Regions from separate parts of the Homo sapiens genome. Here all the other regions are linked to region 1. The links are chromatin contacts, found by Hi-C in ENCODE. All regions are on one chromosome and are shown on one strand. Each heading gives the region's core, a stretch centred on a gene start or an enhancer-like site at or near the end of the contact. The rest is flanking DNA. Distances are from core to core; before and after follow the strand shown. Region 1 holds the start of SLC35F3-AS1 (SLC35F3 antisense RNA 1). Region 2 overlaps GPR137B (G protein-coupled receptor 137B). Region 3 holds the start of GPR137B (G protein-coupled receptor 137B).

Region 1 (3,456 bases), core at 416-2,915:
AATCGCCTTGGCTTGGATGGCTTTTCCAAGTGTGGTTAGGAGATGAGCAGAGAAGTGCATTATCCTACTGTCAGCAGGGAGCCCTGGCGTCTCGTGCCCTGGCCTTGGTGTGCTCACTCACAGACATTCCTCTTTCCTGAAGTTACTATCCAGGGATCCCACTTGACAATTGATTATGTGCTGTTTTCTGTGAAATTTCTCGAGTTTCTTTGTAATGTTGTGCATGTCTCTATGTAGCTGTTTTCCTAAATGGATGATCCTATCCCTGGAAATACCAGACCATGTCTTATACCATTTGGTATCTTCTCCCATCCTTCCTAATGCCTGTACCAGTGTCTCTATGTGTTACAGCACTGAGAAGGCAACGAACAATCCACAAAAACCAGGCTGATGAATTAAAAATCTCTTTGGTGACGCTGAATACACAGACTGTGCAGCGTGTTGGTGAAATGGAGAAGAAGTTGAAGACCTCACAAAACGGTCTTTTAATTAAGATTTTTGTATTTGTTCTCCAGCTGCCTGGAAATTCCAATAAGACAGTTTTAATTAGAACCAACGTTCACATTTCCCCCTGAGAACTATCAACATTTCGCTAACCCCAATTTTTAAGAATCAAGCTATGGAGACCATAGATAACTGACTTTGTATCTGTTTTTCCTTTTAAAAGTGGAGTTCAATGCATGTGATGGTTTTTTTTTAACCAAAACACTATCCAGCATGTGGCCTATTTTGTACACAAATGCTACCATGTGCAGCATGTAATGAGTATGCGGTCCACAGTCACTTGTGCTGGTCAGTCTTACCTTTTGCTTCATCTGGATGCCTCCGGGAGCTGGATTGTGGCACCCTTAAGCAGGGGGACTTTCCAGACTGTGTGTATTCCTCCCAAGCCCTCAAGTATCCTAAAAATCATTTCATGAATCCTCCATCAAGTCCCCATTTCTCCATTCAGATGCCCCCGATTCCTTCCCTGCTCCAGACCCTCAACACCTTGTGCATGATGAATTGTAGCAATCCTTCTGAAGGCCTTCTGAAGCCATCCTTCTGAGGCCATCCAGCCTTCACCTGACCTCTTGTGAAGTCTTGCATAATTTAGAATCTGTATCACGTAATTTATAACTCAAATTTTCACGATCCTGAAAGATGGAGTATTATTTTGTGATAGCAGGATGTGCTTCTGGCCTTCCTGCTGCCTCTTCAAAAATGCTCAGCACAAACCTAAGTTCTTGGCTACTCCAGATAGGGGGGCAGGACAGACTGCTGGAATTGTAGGGAGGCTCGTGGGAGGGGGGTTGCCTGGGCTTGCGTTCCCTGCATCCCCTGTACCACTCACACCGGTGTGGGCCCTTCTGGGCAGTCATCAATAAAGAAAGTCAAAGAAAGCCATCGCCAAGCTTCTGAAGACTTATAGGCAACAGCCTGTATAAGGGATAGTAAAAATAAGTAGACACAGCTGGCAGTCAGACGTCTGGGTTTGGAAATAATGATTCAAATCGATGCATTGAAGGTAGGAGTGCCAACTCCAGAGAACCAGGCAGGGACAGCTGGAGTGAGCCCATGCTGGCAATTCCCTGAATGCAGCAGGTGTCAGATGATGACATAATGCACACATGATTCAATAATGGATTAGGGAATACAAGGAAAAGGTGACAGAAAAGCAAGAGAGGGATCCGAGGAGTGCCGACCAGAGAGGCAGTTCATGTAGCCTCATTAGTAAAGCCCCCAGGGGCTGTGACTGTCCTGCGCGGGCTTCCAAGTCCACCTGAGAGTTCTGATGCTGTGCTGACCCCATGGCACATCAGGGGCAGCGAGCCTGCTGTCCACACTGGCTGGGAGAAGCAGCAGCCAGGCAAGAGAACAACAAACAGGGGCAGGCAGCCACCCACCAAGAGGACATGTGGAACCAGGCAGCACGCCATTTGGAAAGCAAGTCTATATGGGAGTGGTCACTATCATGGAAAGGAAAAAGAATGGGAAAACCTGAGATTTAAGAAAGACCCAATGCTGTTCTAGAAGCATCTTCAGAAAGAGCAATAAAGCTTCTTTGGGGAAGTCACAGGACACAGACTCTCCAGGGTGGAAGGGATCTTGAAGAGCACAGAGGCCAAGTCCTCATCCATCTCTCGACTTCCTTCATGACTCATCTGAAGACGGCTGGATTGGTCTATGTCTGTACCCTACCCTCACCCCACAATCCCAGTCCACCCTATCTCAGAACAATTTCAAATGCAGGGGAGGATCAGAGATGAAGATGTTACTCCAAAAGTATACATGCAAAGATGTTCTGGAAGTGCTACTTCTTAACTTGTCTGGTCTTATAGTCTGTGGTTGAAGTGAGTTTCTCCACTTCTAGAACGCTTTAGGTCTTGTTTCCTGTCCTCTTTGAAAAGTTTTATTAATAATTACGTGCTGCCCTTCTATTACTCCTACTTTCCATACCCTGGAAAGTATACACGGTTCTAGAATATTCCATTAGGAGGGCCAGGTAAGGATTCTTAAATATGAATGGATTTTATCATTCTCTGCCTGTTGTCTTCACACATTTGTTTCTTTCTTTTTTTGAGACAGAGTCTCGCTCTGTTGCCCAGGCTGGAGTGCAATGGCATGATCTTGGCTCACTACAGCCTCTGCATCCTGAGCTCAAATGATCCTCCTGCCTCAGCCTGTCAAGTAGCTGGCACTACAGGCATGCTCCACCATGCCTGGCTAATTTTTGTATTTTTTTGTAGAGACGGGGTTTTGCCATGTTGTCCAGGCTGGTCTTGAACTCCTGGACTCAAGCGATCCACCCACCTTCGCCTCCCAAAGTTCTGGGATTACAGACCTGAGCCACTGCATCTGGCCTTGTTCTCTTCACACATTTCTTAAATGGAGCTCAATCCCTGCACTCATTAATTGAAGGTCAAGGAATTATCATTATTCACTGGGATCATGGTACCAGATTGATTTACTAGCAATATTTTAGTTTTTCTTTGTGTACAAAGTCTATTCATGATATGATAAAACCTGAGACACAAATCTCAATGAATGAAGTTCTTGCTTTCGGCAAATGTATTATTATTAAATAACATCAATGCATAATAAATAACATTTTAAAATTTATAGCACCTTTTACATTTTCCCTGATGGGTCTCAAGGGACCTCACAAACACCTGTTCAATCAAAGATAACAGAAAGAGCATTATTTCTCTTTCACAAAACGAAAAAACTCTGAACCAGAGAAGGTGAGACATTTACTAATAATTCTGTTTTCAGTTTCTGTATTACTAGTTTCCACAAGAGTTCAGCAACAAGATTTCAAGGACTTTTCTTTTTAACGATCTGAAAATGAAGAATGACTCATCATACTATAGGTGCCCTGTATATGCTTCAAAATAAGTGTGTTTTTTGCTCAGTTCTTGTGCCTTCTCGGACCCTCATGACAACAATAGGAATAAACCTACGTAGAAAGTCTAT
Region 2 (3,456 bases), core at 492-2,991, 1.9 Mb before region 1:
GGGTATCTTTTCAGCAACACCCCACTCCTGGTACTAATTTACTGTATTAGTCCATTTTCACACTGCTGATAAAGACATACCCGAGACTAGGAAGAAAAAGAGGTTTAATTGGACTTAACAATTCCACATGGCTGGGGAGGCCTCAGAGTCATGGCAGGAGGCAAAAGGCATTTCTTACATGGCGGCGGCAAGAGAAAAAAAATGAGGAGGAAGCAAAAGCAGAAACCCCTGATAAACCCATCAGATCTTGTGAGACTTATTCACCATCACAAGAATAGCATGGGAAAGACCAGCCCCCATGATTCAATTACCTCCCTGTGGGTCCCTCCCACAACACTTGGAAATTCTGGGAGATACAATTCAAGTTGAGATTTGCATGGGGATGCAGCCAAACCATAACAGGAGGTGTGAAAAGCGTGTGGAGATGTGGGAGGCGTGAGAAGGTGTGAGTGGGAGGCGTGAGGAGGTGTGAAGTGTGTGTGGAGGTGTGAGGAGATGTGATGTGTGGAGGTGTGAAAAGTGCATGGAGGCGTGGGAAGCATGAGGAGGTGTGAACCTGCATGTGGACTTAGGAGCAGTGAGGGAGGGGGTGAGGAGAGAAGGTGCTGCAGGAGCCCGGAGCTGGGGAGGGCAGCAGAAGGTCGGGCTGGGGTGTGGACCAGCCAGGAAGAGGCCGCTGTCCAGGGTAAGGGTGCGGAGAGCTTCGGGGGAGCATTGGCACAGCTGAAATGCAGACCTGTGCTGTGAGAGAGGTCCCTGGGATACAGAGCAGAGCAAAGGCTGCAGACCATGGGTTGACAGAGAAGGTGAAAATGAAGGCAAATCAGAGGCCCAACACAGATTCATGATGCCTGGGCCTGGAGGGCGTGGCGGGGAATTGGAGGGTGACCACTAAGAGGCACGGGGTTCCTTCTGGGATGGAAAAGGTCTACAGTGGACTGTGGGGTCACTGCGCAACTCTGAATGTGGTACACTTCGAGATGGGGACAGCACAGAAAATGTGAATTATACCTCAATAAAGCTGTTATTTAAAAAAAAACAAAAAGACAAAAAAAAAACTAAGAGTAGGGAGGAGGTCAAAGAGCAGTCCCCTCAGTGGTCAAGGCCTCAAAGACTGCAGGGGAGAGAGGCCCCGGGCAGGAGACAGTCAGGGTGTCCAGTGCGGCTGACAGGCTGGACCACTTCACCTTAAGCTGCCACAGGGCCTGGCCAAGGGCAGGCTCGACTGACGGGGAGGCTGGAGGGGGAACAGGCAGACCCTGGATGGCAGCAGGAGGAAGTGGGAGCAGTGAGTCAATTCAAGAGCATAAACTGCTTTCCAAAAGCGCATGTTTGTGAAATGCAAGAAAGAGGTTATTCAGGGGGTCCAGACCTTGTTTTTAAGATGGGGAGACCTGAGCATGCTTGTGGACAGACAGAAGGAGCCTGGGTCCCGAGAAGGGCAGACAGGGAGAGGCAGGAGGCAGGGAAGGGTGGAGGGCTGAGAAACTGAGGCAGCAAGGAGGGGTCTGAGGGAACATGGCAGGGACAGCCATGGGAGTGCCATCTGCCTAATGACAGGGACCCCGGGGAAGTGAGGTTGGGTTGGAGAGTCCCAGCTGCTTCTTGGGGAACCCGATCAGGAACTGAATGGTGGTAAATGAGCCCCACTTCCTTTCCCTCCCCTTCCTTGGGCTCCACACAGCCTATGAAAACACCGGGGTTTTTCAGGGCTTCCCCCGTTGTGGCAAGAAGGATGGGAGGACAGGGGAGGGGAGCAGAATCAGGCCTGAAGGAGAAAGAAGAAATTGCAGCAACTTTGATCAGAAACCCTGAAGTTTGTCATCTGGTGAAAATAAAGCATTTCTCCCTAATGGCAAATTCCTTTCGGTTTTAGCATCGTTTCTTCTGCTTTTGAAAGTCCCACCTAGAACCTCAGAACCTAGAATAGATCTGGGGATGACGCTGTGGGTGATGCTGGCTTTTTGACTTGTTGAAGGCTGAGCCACGGCTGGGAGATGTCCCCAGCTGGCCGCTGTCAGGCGCTGGGGAATGTTCGAGAGCCCTCATGGGCTTTCCGCACCACCCGCTCCCACAGTGGGCCAAGGCCTCCTCATCCCGGACCTGTGGGCGACTTGTGCCCCCTTGGTAACCCAGGCCTTCACCCCATCCTTTCGGATGACACAGGAAGGCCTAGAGCTCTGCATGTGACGTACTTGTTTCGACAGAAGCATAAAGGCCTTTGAGCAGCTGCTGGACTCTGCCCCCTGCCCTCATAAATCAGTCTGTTCACGCGTCACTGATTTGTTCCCACCCTTTGAACTCCCGCTTGCCTATTTTTTTTCTTTTCTTTTTTTTTTTCCTGCAACCTCTGCCTCCCAGGTTCAAGTGATTCTCCTGCCTCAGCCTCCCGAGTAGCTGGGATTACAAGCACCCGCCACCATGCCTGGCTCATTTTTGTATTTCTACAAATACAAAAAGAGACGGGGTTTCACAATGTTGATCAGGCTGGTCTTGAACTCCTGATCTCGTGATCCGCCTGCCTCGGCCTCCCAAAGTGCTGGGATTACAGGCATGAGCCACCCCGCCAAGCCTATTTTTTCAACTACTAACTCAAGTTGACATTTGCTGTCTTACAATCTTTCTGTTTGTTTGTTTGTTTTTAAGAGGCGGGGTCTTGCTGTCACCCAGGCTGGAGTGCAGTGGTGCCATCATAGCTCATTGCAGCCTCCATCTTCCTGGGCTCCAGGAATCCTCCTGCCTTAACTTCCTGAGTAGCTGAGACTATGTACAGGTGCAGCCCAAATGCCTGGCTAATTTGTCTTATTTTTTAGAGATGATGTCTCCCTACATTGCCCAGGCTGGTCTTGAACTCCTAGACTCAAGTGATCCTCCCATCTCGGCCTCCTGAGTAGCTGGGTTACAATCATTTTTACTAATGTCTTAGTGGTGTTTCTGGCAGAAATGTCCCCTGCTATTCTTTGTGGGTATGACAGTGTCTCCTGTGCAGTCAGCAGAACTCAACAGAAGTCACCTCTGATGTCCCTGGAGGCAGTGTCTCTGATGTACCAACAAAGCACTATGCTTCCAACCTGCGCTTGATTCAGAATCTCTGCAGCCATTTTACTTTATAAATCCTCTCCCCTAAGCCAGGACCCACATCTGGACACCCTAGTGTCTCCACTTCTGTGCCACCACTCTCTGGACACTTCATAATCCCCCTATCCTTAAAAGGGGGTGCATCCTGATCCTAGCTGCCTGTGGGCTGAGACTCCTGAGGAGACCCTCGCAGTAACTGAGGGGGACTGAAACTCTTAGTGCACCAAGCACAGACTCCTGACTAAAGAAACCAGTCTCTATCACACACGCTGGTTCAAAACGTATGTATGCAAATTCATCTGAAAATGTTACAAATGCATGGCAGGTTGAAACTTTATATTATAAAATAATTTATGTATATACAAAGAAATAACAGCA
Region 3 (3,456 bases), core at 672-3,171, 1.9 Mb before region 1:
AATCCTTTTCCTACTTTGTTTTTTTTGTTTGTTTGTTCGTTTGTTTTTTTGAGACAGGATCTAGCTCTGTCACCCAGGCTGGAGTGCAGTGGTTCAATCTCTGCTCACTGCAACCTCCGCCTCCCGGGCTCCGCCTCCCACCTCAGCCTCCTGAGTAGCTGGAACTACAGGCGGGCACTACCACACCCAGCTAATTTTTGTACATTTTGTAGAGAGGAAGTTTCGCCATGTTGCCCAGGCCGGTCTCAAACTCAGGGACACAAGCGATCCTCCCGCCTCCGCCTCCACAATGCTGGGATGACAGGCATGCGCCACCGCATACGGCCTCTTTCTTTTTTTAAATAAGTGACTTTTTCTCAAAAAAAAAAAAAAAGACACTTAAAAGGAATGAGATGCCTGCTTGCACAGGGTTTCTGCCCATCCGACAGTTCTGAAATTACCCTCACCAGGTGACACCGTTGACGCCTTCCCCTTCGGCAGAGTCCTAGTGAAAATGGACATCTTAGTGCTTGGAAAGCTAATGGGAATCAGAGATGATGATGACGATGATGACGGCGGCACCGCGTTATTAAACCTTTGTGCAACGCTATACAAAGTATTTGCAAAGTGCTCAACAATTACTGCACTTTCATTAAGTCAACCATCAGCAGTAAAGCAGCAGCCAAGTTAATTCACATACTCTCCCATTAGCTTATTTAATAATATGCCCCATAAAGTGATTTTTGTGTGGCTGTAAAAGAGCCCCAGTCAGCTTTTATGGCCTTTTCTTGGGGCCTCTCAGATGAGCTCAGACAGTAACTCTGATGAGCGGCAGCAGCTCGGAGCTGGGTGTTACCCCAGCCTGCTGTTTAGCAATCCGGTGGAATGAGTTAGTAAGCCGCAGTTCTGTAGAGCTCCTAAGCCGGAGGTTCAAAACATCTCATCAAAACCAACATGGTCTCACCCTGCCAACGCTCAAAACAGCAGTGTCAGGCCCAAATCTGGAGGCCAACGTGCAGAAGACCTTTCCAGGCCGGGAGTTAGGTGCCTGGGGAGGCAGGGCAAATTCTAGAGTTCAGGCCTCCCTTGGGGGCACACCTTCCATCCGTACTAACTGGCGTGTGCAGGCGCTGCTGCTTCGCGCTGCGCACGGAGAAGCGCCCCGAATCCACCGCACGATGCGGAGCCAGGGGCAGCGAGTGAGCGGCGGCCTCCAGCCCTCCCCTGCCTTCTCCTTGCCCCTTTTGGGAATGGCAGGGGGTTTCCTATGACAAATGCCCGCAAACAGGACAGGGTTCGGACGACCCCAGAGCCGGCGCCTTCTCCCTACACTCTCAGCCCTAGGGCCGGACCCGCCCCCGCGGCTGCCATCGCCCCTGCCTCGGGCGCCCCGCGGGGACCACCCCGCCAGGTGAGCGCCTCCAGGAGCCTCTCTGAAACTCACCTGCGTGAAGTACAAGTTCATCAGCGTGAGGGTGAAAAACTGCAGGCACACAGGGAAGCAGTAGAGCAGCCAGAAGACGAAGGGGCTGAGCGAATTGGCCGCCACGAAGTCTTTGAAGTAGAAGGAGAAGAGGACGGTCCGCAGGGAGGCCCAGAAGAGGCAGAGAAAGAGGAAGACGCTCTGGTAGCTGAGCCGCTTGTGGCGGTAACGCAGCACCAGCCAGAGCTGCACGTAGATGAACACGAAGAGCAGCGCGTAGAACACGGTGTAGACGACGGTGAGGCCAAGCTTCACGTAGGGGGGCACGGCCGGGGTCAGCGTGGGCGGCAGCGAGTCGTTGCGGGCTGGGTCCCACGGCGGGGTCTCCATCGGGCCGGGGGCGCTGCCGCGCGGCCGGGGACGCTCGGGCCTCATCGGGGCTCACGGCCGCCGCCGCCCCCGCGGGGGTCTCCGCGCATCGCGCTCAGCCTGCAGCCCCGAGACTGGAGGAAAGAAAACAAGCCGCACTTCCTCCCCCGGCACCACATGATTCACTGGGACGGCCTTTGTCTGCGATTGGCAGCGCCGCGCCCGCCGCCCCCGCGCGCCGACCGGCCCCGCGCGCCCCCGCCCCGGCCCGCGCGCCCCCGCCCCGGCCCGCGCGCCCCGGCCCGCCCTCCCCCGGGCACCGCGCGCCTTCGCCCCGCGAACCCCGGCCCGCCCTATCCTCGCCACCGCGCGCTCCCGCAGTGCGCGCCCCCAGAGCCGCACGCCTCCTCCCGGCCCCCTCCCCATCCCCGGGGCCGCGCGCTCCCAGACTGCGGGCCCCCAGAGCCCCGCGTCTCTTCCCCCCTTCCCGCCCCCTCCCCATCCCAGGGGCCGCGCGCTACCCGTCCCCGGCCCCTTCCCCATCCCCGGGGCCGCGCGCTCCCGCACTGCGCGCCCCCAGAACCGCGCGCCTCCTCCCCGGTCCCGGCACCGCGCCGCGCGCCCCCAAAACTTCCCAGCCGCGCCCCGCGCCTCGGGGGATCGCACTCGTGGCCTCGCGCATTCTGCTGCTGATTGCTTGTTTTGCAGAAGTTAATTCCTTTATTTAAAAACAAATTTAAAAAAAAAACTTTACAAGTCCTTTCCGTCCCCCCCTTTAAAAATAAAACTTTACGACTCTGTGGCTATGAACTGGCCGGCGTCTGGAATGATGTTTATTTCTAAATGCAGACATGCCAAAGACAGGGTTCGTATTTTTGAGGTCAAATTTGTATACTGAGTGAGGAAATAGACGGTGCCTGCGGCTGCTGCCTCCTCTGGGATGCAAGCTGGGCTGTTTTCTCCCGGAGAGCCTCACGCGCTCCCAGCGCCTCACCTCCCAGCGATGTAGCCGGTGCCGGGAGGCGCGCGGGCCGCGGGTCAGTGGATGGAGCCCACTGGGCTTCAGAGAGAAGTGGGGCAGCTGACGGCACACGGCCCCCCTTGTCCGATCCAACCCATGCCGAAGGAGGGTCTGTCCCCGCCACCCGAGAGCCCTTCTCTTTTGCTTTTGCTGAGCAGCTCGCTCCTCGAGGCTGTACAGCGACTTAGTCTTTGCCCCGGGGCACCACGCCACCCTTGTCTTGGGAGAGCTGGGGAGTGCTCTGGGAAAAGAGGGAAAGCCGGGCGCCCTCTGGAAACATTGCTGGGCAAGCGGTTCTGGTAAACAGAAGAAACTCGGATTTCCGAGGCTCCAGTAATTGTGATTTCTTTTCTTACTCCACTTCGTGCCTAATTGTGTGTTCTTTTTCCAAAAGACGGCCTGGCATATCCAGAATCCACCCTAGCTTTTGCTCAGAATTACTTAGTGGTTACAGCGCTCCCAGCGTATTCCAGGTGGTTCACTGGGGCCAAGTGTGCCTTTGGCGTGGAGCTCCTTTTCCAGTTTTTCTATCCTTTCCCTCTCTCCCTATCGCTATTTCAAGAGGAAATACGGAATTGGGCTCCACGCCTCTGATCTCGTTCCCCTCAATCCCCGTTCTGAACAGCGCAAGTGGAATGATGGAATGATCGCTCTAAAGAACACC

What was found. A loop is a pair of places that touch in the nucleus more often than their neighbours do. Pooled maps may share reads with other maps.
Region 2: a loop to region 1 is called in a map with no recorded cell type, with 12 times the contacts of the local background. The contact joins the enhancer-like site here to the promoter of SLC35F3-AS1 in region 1. A Hi-C loop is called at or near these places in 2 of 37 single-sample maps with no recorded cell type and 3 of 50 pooled maps.
Region 3: a loop to region 1 is called in a pooled map, with 1.9 times the contacts of the local background. The contact joins the promoter of GPR137B here to the promoter of SLC35F3-AS1 in region 1. A Hi-C loop is called at or near these places in 2 of 37 single-sample maps with no recorded cell type and 3 of 50 pooled maps.

Annotation. Positions count from the first base shown.
Region 1 is chr1:234,271,231-234,274,686 of GRCh38, reverse strand. SLC35F3-AS1 (SLC35F3 antisense RNA 1) reads left to right here and starts at 1,665. Exons shown (of 2, transcript NR_183711.1): 1 at 1,665-2,485; 2 at 3,256-3,456. All of the region lies in intron 3 of SLC35F3 (solute carrier family 35 member F3), which reads right to left. LOC105373206 (a long non-coding RNA gene) reads right to left here and starts at 1,624. Exons shown (of 2, transcript XR_949283.4): 1 at 804-1,624; 2 at 1-519.
Region 2 is chr1:236,158,501-236,161,956 of GRCh38, reverse strand. All of the region lies in intron 1 of GPR137B (G protein-coupled receptor 137B), which reads right to left. Among named protein-coding and RNA genes, the nearest start is that of GPR137B, 18 kb to the right of the region's middle. RefSeq lists enhancers at 1,632-1,681, 1,772-2,221, 2,322-2,371 and a silencer at 3,337-3,386. Within about 2 kb of position 1,741, at least 5 of the 41 ENCODE cell types and tissues checked have a DNase peak (open chromatin) inside an H3K27ac peak, as active enhancers do.
Region 3 is chr1:236,141,004-236,144,459 of GRCh38, reverse strand. GPR137B (G protein-coupled receptor 137B) reads right to left here and starts at 1,921. Exons shown (of 7, transcript NM_003272.4): 1 at 1,424-1,921. The coding sequence starts at 1,837. RefSeq lists an enhancer at 1,194-1,697 and silencers at 1,663-1,932, 2,003-2,182.